Regions from separate parts of the Homo sapiens genome. Here region 2 is linked to region 1. The links are chromatin loops, found by intact Hi-C in ENCODE. Cell type or tissue: Caco-2. All regions are shown on one strand. Each heading gives the region's core, and the rest is flanking DNA. Links, peaks and the distances in the headings are about the cores only. Region 1 has its middle 19 kb from the start of LINC02425. Region 2 overlaps HMGA2 (high mobility group AT-hook 2).

Region 1 (5,389 bases), core at 180-5,179:
GAAAGTGGGAAGGGAAAACTCTGCCTCTATAGGTATTGTTTCTTTAGGAAGCCATAAGGCCAAAATAACTGGTTATAATCCAGAGTATTGAATGTTTTTCCTGATACTCACTTGTCACATGATTTAAGTCAAGCCTGTTTGCTTCTCGGGGACTCAGTTTTCCCATCTGTAGAATATTACTCTCTGGCATCTTCACCACAGAGTTTAAAGCATTGGCCATATGTTAACCTCTTTACTTTTCACAATCCTGTAAGAGTCAGGCACAGATACTTTGCTTCAGACCTGAAAGGAAAAAGAGAAGCAAAGAAATTGTGGGGTCTGCCTACAGTTGCAGTATAGCTGGGATAACAATTTACATTGTTTATCTTAATGCCAAATGCTATTGTTTTCCAGAAACTTCTCTGTCAGAAAAATGGAATTATTAACAGAGAAATATGGCACCTTGCTTGCAAGTCATTTGACTTGGCTGTTTAAATGAAGTTAGGGGATTTCAAAACCCAATCTAATAGAAAAACATTGGTCAGAGTTTGACATTATACAAATATTTCATACTTGGGGCCTACTGCCTTGAAACACTGACTAATCCTCACTGTTACCTTGTGAAATACATTATTAGTCATTATTAGTTCCATTTTACAGCTGGAGGAACCAAAGAAGAAAGTTCAAATGGCTTCTCTGGGGCCACAGAGGAAGTCAGTACTACACAAGAGAAATTCTTGTATTTTCTCTCTCTTTTGCTCACCCAGATAGAGAAAGCAGGTTTTCTGGAGAAGTTCTCACATCTGAAATCATTCATGAAACTAGAGGCAAATTCACATGGCATTAGTTTTTGAGAACAGTCACAGCTACAGCATTTCTAAAAATGTAAACATAACAGCAAATGTAAGATCCATATTGGAAAAACACCCTTGAGGTTGTGTTTCTCTAATTGTAGTCATTGGGCTTCCAGGAATTTGAGAGCACAGACCCCAAACCATTCACAGACCATGACACTTCTCTTACTCATGAATTAACTATATATTGGTATTCAATGAAAAGCTGATGTCTTTTTATGCGTACCCTAGCCAAAAATAATGCTAGGCTTCCTGATGATTCTCAAGATGTGTGGTGAAGTGTGTGTGTGTGTGTGTGTGTGTGTGTGTGTGTGTGTGATGTCAAGTAGACATTTACTGAACATTAACTGTGTATCAAGCACTGTGCCTACTTGTTGGAAAATAGAAGTAAAAATCTCCTTCCCCTAGAAGAATTTAGGATTTAGGTAAGAAAATAAAATACACATATCTACCAGGCTCTGGTAAAATCTAGAGTTCAAATATGTTATTTTTAATTTTGCTTAACCCCATATTTCTTTAACTTTTGGAATTCAGAATTTTTCTTCAAGAAGCACCTAATAATAATGCCACTATAATTAGTACTTTTCACTTTAAAATTAATTTTTTAATCTCTCCATCAGTATTCAGGTTTAGAATTTCCTAAAAGACCATGTACTTAAGCTTTCTTATAAAACAATTACATCATCAAGATGCAAATAAAGACTTCTTAATTTCCATCTATATTCAATTATTTTATGTTAAATTTGGGCTTCCCGTCTGCCAAGTTATATGCTGTATGGTGAACATATAAACAGGAAGCCAGCATTAGCCCTGCCCAGTAGTGTAGTGGAAGAATGACATGGAAACCTCTGATTGCAATACAATGAGACGAATGCTGGTTGACACACCTACAATATATGACCAGCGCCTGGAAACCAGCCATGCTAGCACATGGGGGTGCACGGAGGTGTACCGGGCGAAGGAAGGCTTTATGGAGGAAGTGATGTTTGAGCGGCTCTGAAAAAAACAGAAGGTCCCCAAGGTGAGAAGAGGATGAGGACTTTTCCAGGCAAAAGGAGAGGCAAAATGGCGTGATTTGGGAGTCTCCTGGGGATCTACCCGTCAAGAGAAAACCTCCTGAGAAGGTCTATAAGTGGAGCAGCGTCTACAGGGCGCTTCGCACAGCAAGCTGAGTCAAACACCAAACTGCTTCAGCTAACGAAATCTGCTGCCAGCATCTTCTGCTGTAACCTGCAAACACTGAGATACCTCTAACTTCTCGCCTTTCTTCCCTTCTTCCTCTTCCAAAAAAAAATGGTAGTGTCTGCTTCCAACTTCTCAAGCATGTGGAAAAAGACCTTGAGCTCCATCAGTGAGTAAGACCAGATAAACAGCAGTGCAGTGTTAGTGTCATCTTTGTCAGACTCATGAAAGAGCCTCCTTAAACAATAAATTATCATCAACATTCCAGGGTATAGTTGCTTAATATGTGTACTAGCCACGTCTCTGATACCTCTTCTTTCCGGGGTTTACCCTTTGGCTATTTCACTATTTGTTAGCATTTATGTACACAATTGGTTGTGCAATTCTACTCTTTCAGCTGCTGTTAGTTCTTGTGGTGATGAAAGGTAAAACAGAGGGTGCAATAAGATTCAGGAATAATCTGTGGACTTTTATTTTTTAGTGTGATCTATCTCACAGAAAATTGACATGTTTGTTTTTATTTTATGGAAAACTAACTTTACTCTCAAAATGTTCCTTTACCGTGTTTTTTGGTGAAAAACATTTTTAAATAGTCTCCACAATTGTTGAATGGCTACTTTTCTGATGAATTTCTTAAGCAGTAAGAGAAGTCCCTACAGCAAGCAGTCTGCTGTTTTGAAATTGTTTGCAAGGGAAAGTATTGTATAAAGATAATTATGTTGTGGCTAAAGAACTATCTTAGGCTAAAGTCCTTGAACAAAGAACAGATAAGCATGTCTTTGTTTGAAGTTTTGTGGTGAAATAATCATTGGCAGCTTATGTAGATATGCCTTGATTGATAACTATCCTATGTTTTTTTTTTTTTTGTTTTTTTTTTTTTTGAGACAGGGTCTCTCTCTCTCTGTCACCCAGGCTGGAGTGCAGTGGTGCAATCACAGCTCAATGCAGCCTCTACCTCCTGGGCTCAAGCAGTCCTCCCATCTCAGCCTCCTGAGTAGCTGGAACTACAGGCATGCACCACCATGCCCAGTTAATTTTTCAAAAATTTTTTTGTAGGGACAGGGCCTCCCTATGTTACCCAGACTGTTCTCAAACTCCTGGCCTCAAGCAATCCTCCTGTCTCAGCCTCCCAAAGTGCTGGAAGGCTGAAACAGCCCAGCCTCTATGAAAATATTTTTTTAAATGTGGAGCATTTGCTGGGTAACAAAGTACCTTTTTAAAAAAATCCACATTGAAGAAAGTCATGTATTCACTCAGCAAATATTTACTGAGTTGCTTCATCTGCATAAACACAGATATAAATTCTTGATACATCATTTTTAAAACAAATAATGATTATAATTACTCAAGGGGAACTTAAGACTGATTACTGTTGGCAAATACAAAATCATAATACCATATATTGAGCAATTACTAAATATCAGGCACATACTAAGTGCCAAATGTATATATTATCTCACTTAATCCTCTTGGTAACTCTTTGAGGTATTTTCATTAACCCCTTTTTACAGGTGAGGAATCTGAAAGTCAGAGAGATAAAGAAACTTGTCAAAGTTTGTTAGAGCTAATACACAGAACCAGGTTTTGAACTCTGGAATGTCTAGTTCCAAAGGCTTATCACTTAACCACTATCTCCCCATTGCCTTAGGTAATATATTAGCCAAAAGAAGAGCTACTTATTGAGATACTTATCCCTGGTTGGTAACATGGTAACACATCATTTACAGTGTACAAGATGTGTAGCCACTAACAACAACCCTTGAGGCAGGTGTTTATTAACTCTTCTATTCTAGAGCTGAGTAAATTGAGACTTAAGGAAATTAAGGGACTTACCTAAAGTCATACTGCTAGCATGAGGCAGGATGAAGACCAGAAGTCAGGAACAACTCCTCTGCTGTTGCAACTGTACCACTCTGTACTACAAAGAGGTAGAAGGAGAAGTGATGGGAGGTTTGTCTTTCAAAACACGTGCACATGCACTCCACAAGTAAGGAGGTACTAGTACTTCTCTTTGTGTTAATAAAAATAATAATTTGAATTAAAATGCCTCTCAATTTTAATTTTACAAAAATTCAGCAGCAATTAAAACAATTCATTAGCCTAACAATAAATACCAACAGAATCACATATTTAGAGTCCTCATAAAATATTAAGGTATTACTGATTATAAAAAACATATTTTTCTTGGTTTCTGTATTTAATAGCCTTTCAAGGGCTGGAGATTGTTTAGAATTACAGATAATGATTTTAAATCTTTTTCACTGTAGGAAAACATAGCAAGATAAAACGAGGAACTCATTATCTACCTGTTTTAATATGAAAGCGGGTAAATTTTCCAAAATGAATTGTTAATGAAAACTCTGAACAGATAATAAACCACGAAGAGACCTTTCAATCCCGTTAATTCTTGAAGTTGAAATTTTTAAATTTAAAATGGAGAGGAAAGAGTAAAAAACTCTATCCCTCTGAAGGATGTTTAGAGGATATAATTCAAAAATTCGGTGCCAACAACAATTTATACACAGCATGAAGAACAATGAATTCCACTTCTGTGGTTGTATCTGGAGAATAAAACAAGTCAAAAGGAAAAATTCCAAAGAAGGTTTAAATTTATTCTCCAACCTCAGAGCCTAGTTCGAGTTCGCCTGTGTGGTTTTATTGCTTAGTTCACACATAGGAATTAGCACTGGGGATCCTAAAAGCCTGTTTAAAAAAAAAAATCTTTTGCTCCTGGTGTTGATACAAGAAAACACTCTTTCTTAAATTCAGTATGTGATTATTTGCTTCCTCATAAGTTCAAAATGCGTGAAAAGAGAGAGGGGAGTGTCTTTAAAAAAGAACATCCTTCCACCACATTTTAAAACATTGCTCTTTTGTCAATGACAGGCAATTGGGGGCTTCTAAAAACAAAGGAACATAGTGGTATCTTTCAAATTAGTCAAGAGGGAATTTAGTGTCAAGTTATGTTCATAACCAGATTACCCATGGAGTTGCTTTCTGTAGTTACTTCTTTATAGGGAATATATATAACTTAAATTTTAAATCACCAAGATTTAACATTGATCTTTACTACAGTAAAATCCCACTGTGGGGGAAGGAGGGGGAAACTCTTACCATGGCATTCCTTCAGGAATAACTTTTTATAGTTGCAACCAGATAAAATATGATTTGCCTATAAGATGAAAGCTACTACTATATTTTACCATCTGCATTATATATTACTGTGAAATTATATTAAAGTTATATTGAAATAAGTGCTAGAAGAAGACCAATTGTCTAACCAAAGAAAACATTCAGAAATCTAATAGTTTCAGAAAGGAGAAATGTAAGGTACAAAATGTATATTTTGCCGAAGTCGTATAACAGAATGATCA
Region 2 (5,389 bases), core at 177-5,176, 150 kb before region 1:
TGAAACCACCTCCTTGTTAGAGATTTTTCATCCTTTGCAAACATTGTAGGGTTTCAGAGGTAGCGGCTGGTGAGAACCCTCTTGTGTTTGACTGCAGCCTTCGAGGTTTAGAGCTGTCCTGCATTTCAGGGGGTGAATGGCTACTGGTAAAGAGGTCAAAATGAGCTTTATTCCAAGAGTTAAGCAATGAAGTTGCAAAGTTTAATTGGTGTAATTTTGGGAGATAAGGATGGAAAGGGAAGGATGTTAGGATAGTTTGAATCCTCTAAGAGGAGAAAAGGCAAAACTGATATTTGACTTTCCCACTGTATTTAGAGTATAGCCTTCATGGGGTAGCTGTTTCTTCTTGTGTTTGGTATGGCTCAGAGCACTTGAAAATGTCACTGGCTGAAGAAGAGTGCTTGTGATGATATTTTTTAATTCACTTTTTTTGTAGACTTTAGTACTATAAAGAAATGATACATAGAGGGGAGTAAAAACTTGTCTAGCTAACAATTGGTATTATAATGGTTTTGAATGCACAGTTCTGATTAAATTTTATACATTTCTTCCGTTGGCCAACTTATCGTGAGCCTGGTTGTATGCCTCTGGTGTTTGTATGATATTCACTGCATTTTTTTCTAACGTGTTAAGGATTCTATTTTAAATAGAAAATCAGATTGCAGTTTGAAAAACTTAGTTTTAAAACTCTACCATCTGCTAGATTTGTGGAAGAGGATCTGGTAAATGAAAATTGTGTGTGTATGTGTGTGGTTTATTTTATAGGCACTGCATATTTCTTTGATGATCTATTTTCCAAGCTCATTCTTATCTTTTAGAAGATGTTTCAAGGATTTATGCATCTGGCAAGATTTCAGAGAACTCTATAGTGGTGGAGATGTACACTCCATTTATAGGGAATCCTGAATCAGGGTCATTGAGAGCATTTATTTTGTTTTGCGCTTAAATTTATTTCTGCTCTGGACATTTCTTTCAAATGGATCATTTTTACATGGTCAAATCTAAGCATTTTATTCATAAGAACTCTAATAATAAAGCTTTTTCAGTCCAGACATAGGTGGAAATTTGCAAAATGCATCAGGAAAGTATGGCAATTGCTTTTCAAGCCATCTTGTATTTGAGAAAGTATTGCATTCATTAGTGTTTGCAAAACTACCTTTAATGGTGCAAAAGTAAAGCTGACCTCTCCCTTTTGGTGCACAGATGTATAAACTTTATGGAAGTACACCCCAAGGTAGAGACTTATTGGAGTAACTCTTAGAAAGGGCAAAGTTGGCCATAAACAGTGATGCAATAACCCCACAATTATGTATGCTCAATTATTTGGAAGGGAAGTCTGGGAGAAGTGTTTTATATGATTACATGGGCAAATAAGAAGTGAGTGTGGAGAAGCACGGTCCAAAGGTTTGCATTTGTTGTGTATATCCCAAATAGCACCCTAATACAGCTTTATAATGTAAATCCACCGGTACCAGTAAAACAGCATTTAAAACAAATTGTAAAATGAACAACATTTGCAAAGCAATAAAGAAACCACCTTTGCAATCACTTTACTACAGTTTTGAAAAATGTTAGTGAATAGCTCTCCAAAGATGCAAGTAAATAATATTTTATTAGATTTCAGCCTAGGAGAAAGGGGAGGAAAACCTTCAACTAGAATTACATGATTATTGCTTTGCTCCTCCCTCAACCCAGCAAACATTAAAATGGAACATAAAGCAAGTCTATAACAAGATTTATGAGGAAAGGTATTACACTTAGGGGCACATTGTGCAGAAAAGTCATTAAAATTGTTTGGGCCTTAAGAAGGGGAAAAAAAAAACCTTTTGAGAAAAATGAGAAACTCAGATGTATCAAAATGCCTTCCTTATGATTACCTGAGGCTTTAGGTTTTTAAAAGCCTTTGTACCTAAAGGTTCTGATTCATTCTCTATTGTGGCAACTTTTTCCTACCAGACAAAACTGAAAGATTTTGTTTCTCTAGGAAACATACTTAAAGAAGTATAGTAGACCTGGCATTCCTTTTGCATGCTCTGGTAGACCCCGGCTCTTGTATAATAAAAACAATATAGGCATGTTATATTTGCCATATGTTAGTTAGGGGGTTTCAGCAAACAAATACCTCCTTGTGCACAGAAGTAGATGAAAGCAAAGCTTACTGATGTCTACTATGCCTTAACTTACCTTCTTTGTCCTACATAGTCTGCCTAGCAGACTTCTTTCTGGTTGGTTGTATGCATATTTGGATAATGGTGATAGCTCAGCATATTCTTTATGCTTTGTTCCGCTCTGAGGACAGCTAGTACACTCGATTCAGTATTATATGCTTTCCTATTTCCTTGCCTGATGCTTCTGTGTTATGCTAAATCTCAGTTTATTCTGTCAGTAAAGTTGAGGAGAGTGAGTGAGGAGTGCGTTTGCATGTGTGTGTTTTCTTATCTGTAAAGTTTTAACTTTGGCTTACTGTTTAACCAGGAAACTCAGCAGGACAAAGGAGATCTAAATAAAACTATATTCCTGTTGAGAATCTCCAAGGTTATGCAATACTATAAAATGGTGGTTTGAGTAGAAGTTCTGTAGTTCATCCTTATCAGACTAATGGTTTTGGGGTTTTTGAAAAGGAATGTTTCAAGGAGGTCTTTGAAAACCATTTTCTTCAAATGTTCATTGCATCTGAGATCCCATTTTTGTCCCTTTATTTGCTCCAGAATACCGCCCAACTGCCAACAAAGAAGGGCTTGTGCTCCCAGGAATTTTCTGCATTCCTCTCTGGAGTAGGCATTTTTCTCAGCTACAAAGGCCCTTTGGCGAATTCCCTCTAATCATTGGATTTGCCCTGGGCTCTGATAGGTGCCATTCATGGACTTGGTCTGCTGTTTGATGGGGCTGAGGCATTAATGGGATCTTTTCATGATAAACAAAACTGGGTAACATTACCAGAGGGATCACAAAGCTGCTGTTGTAGGGGGAGTGTGGTGCTTTCTCTCTCTTTCTCTTTCTCTCTCTCTGCTTTTTCCTTCTTCCTCCTCTTCTCCCTGTTCTTTTTATGAACGCACATTTGTGTGCGTGTGCAGCATGGCCATTTCTAGAAGCAGATCTTCTGACCTTTGCTGCTACTCGTAAGTCAATGGCCAATGGCAAGGCCTTTGTTGAACATAAGATGATTCTATATACTGATCTGATCTACAGTAGCTTCACAGCCTGCGGGGAGGTCTGTGTTTTCTTAATTGATTAAACGTTGGAAGAATACTGCATGAAGAATCTGATTTTGAGATCTTTCTTACATGCTGGCATTTAATTACTGAAAGTATCTGGTAGTTGAGATGAATGAGTCTGGGGGAATAAATACTTAACACAAGAATTCAACTTCATGTGGCTGCTGTGGTGGTATATCCCTGGCTGTGTTATCAATGCCAGACTGAATGGGGTAACTCGTCACTGTTGTTGTATCCTATTTGCTTCTCAAAAGAATGCAAAAATGGTTAGTTGAAACCTGATTCCTGCAATAGTGAAGAAGTGAAATTAGAATTATTTTAGGTGATGAACACTATTTTTTTAAAGTTTTTATTTTTGTGGGTATGTAGGTGTGCATATTTGTGGTGTATGTGAGAGATTTTGATGCGGGCATACAATGCTTAATAATCACATCAGGGTAAATGAGGTATTCATCACCTCAAGCATTTATCCTTTGTGTTGCAAACAATTCAGTTACACTCTTAGTTATTTTTTAATGTACACTTAAATTATTATTGACCATAGTCACCCTGTGGCATAACACTGTTTTTTTGATGAAAAGAAACTGACAGTACAAACTAGAGAACTTGTGATCATATTAACGGCATTATTTTTAAGTTTCTGAGAAAATTAAGGAAAAAGTTTCTTATTTTAAATGGAAATCTCTGATGTAATTTGGAAATAAATAGTACATTAGGCATCCTGATAGAGGTAATTCTACTTACTTGCCATGCATTTTCTTATGTTCCATCTGAATACTGGGGCTTAGGCAAAAGGACAAAAAGGAGTGGTCAGGGAGAGCACAGAGTGAGCAAGCATGCAGAGCAGCGATTTAAAAGTCAAAAGGAATGTTAGGTTAAGGGAGGATGGGTGAAAAGCAATGCTTATTATTTGTCCTAAAGCAAGAAGAAAGGCCGGGCGTGGTGGCTCACGCCTGTAATCCCAGCACTGTGGGAGGCCAAGGCAGGCAGATCACCTGAGGTCAGGTGTTTGAGACCACCCTGGCCAACGTGGTAAAACCCTGTCTCTACTAAAATTACAAAAATTGACTGGGCATGGTGGCACGCCCCTGTTGTAATCCCAGCTACTTGAGAGGCTGAGGCAGGAGAAATCACTTGAACCCGGGATGTGGAGGTTGCGGTGAGCTGAGATCGCGCCATTGCACTCCAGCCTGGATGACAAGAGCAAAACTCCATCTCAAAAAAAAAAAAAAAAGTTAAATGATTCATCCATCGGAAGGGATAGCACAGTGCCCTCGTGTTTCCACCAGCCACTGATGCTAATTCTTCATTTTAATTTTGCCTTGACTTCCTGGCTAAGTGTATGTATTTTAATATGAGTTTCAGCCTCCAACTAAATAACAAACAGGACACCAGGCTTCTGTCTAGCCAAGGTGTCGTGATGCTGTTTAACAGCCCCCAAATCCCTACCTCAATACATTTTAAAATATCCAGGTGCTGTAAGTCGGATGGGAAAAAGTTTGAGGAGAGAAAGTCATTACCTTCGGTAGAGCAGCACTTTATTCATTTTTTTTTTCAGGTTTTGCTTTTTGATTAATGCTTTTTGTTATCATCTGTTCAGTATAACATATTGTAAATCATAAACTCAGGGTTCAGATCTTTCAGAGACTTTTGCAACTTGAAAGGTGGAGCTTCCCAGCCTCAAGGAAATCTGCAGTGGCTAGTGTTTCCCACAGGGCCCCATTACCCAGTCCTGGAAAGGTGCTAACGAGGCATCTTTTTTTTTCCCAGTGAAGAAAACATCATGCATTTTAAAATATCGGTGTTATCTGATATTCACATGTTTCAAACATATGGTTATAGTACATATTCAACAGCCCTTAAGGGCTTAAATATCCTTTGTATGTACTATAATCCTGGTGGTAGCCACTATACAATGAGCACCTACTATGTCCAGCGCATGATTCACATTATCCTTAATCCTCCTAGCCTCCCTGCCAAATCATGTTACGATTATTCCCATTTTAAAGATGAGGAGGCCGGGCGCAGTGGCTCACGCCTTTAATCCCAGCACTTTGGGAGGCCGAGGCAGGCAGGTCACAAGGTCAGGAGATCGAGACCATCCTGGATAACACAGTGAAACTCCGTCTCTACTAAAAATACAAAAAATTAGCCGGGCGTGGTGGCGGGCGCCT

What was found. A loop is a pair of places that touch in the nucleus more often than their neighbours do. Peaks named below come from ENCODE experiments on the same cell type or tissue, not always from the same donor. Only the 100,000 strongest peaks of a DNase experiment are listed, where the experiment ranks them.
Region 2: a loop joins it to region 1, with 6 times the contacts of the local background. A loop is called at or near these places in 6 of 110 quality-filtered maps.

What each region holds. Positions count from the first base shown.
Region 1 is chr12:66,046,931-66,052,319 of GRCh38, forward strand. No RefSeq gene overlaps it. Among named protein-coding and RNA genes, the nearest start is that of LINC02425, 19 kb to the left of the region's middle. In Caco-2, for the core only: no CTCF peak of the experiment used is centred there; DNase peaks (open chromatin) are centred at 1,761, 2,270 and 2,971; H3K4me3 peaks cover 760 bases.
Region 2 is chr12:65,893,532-65,898,920 of GRCh38, forward strand. The region is part of intron 3 of HMGA2 (high mobility group AT-hook 2); the gene reads left to right. Among named protein-coding and RNA genes, the nearest start is that of HMGA2-AS1, 14 kb to the left of the region's middle. RefSeq lists enhancers at 2,542-3,309, 3,310-4,077, 4,078-4,844 and a silencer at 3,258-3,552. In Caco-2, for the core only: no CTCF peak of the experiment used is centred there; DNase peaks (open chromatin) are centred at 2,790 and 4,139; H3K4me3 peaks cover 891 bases.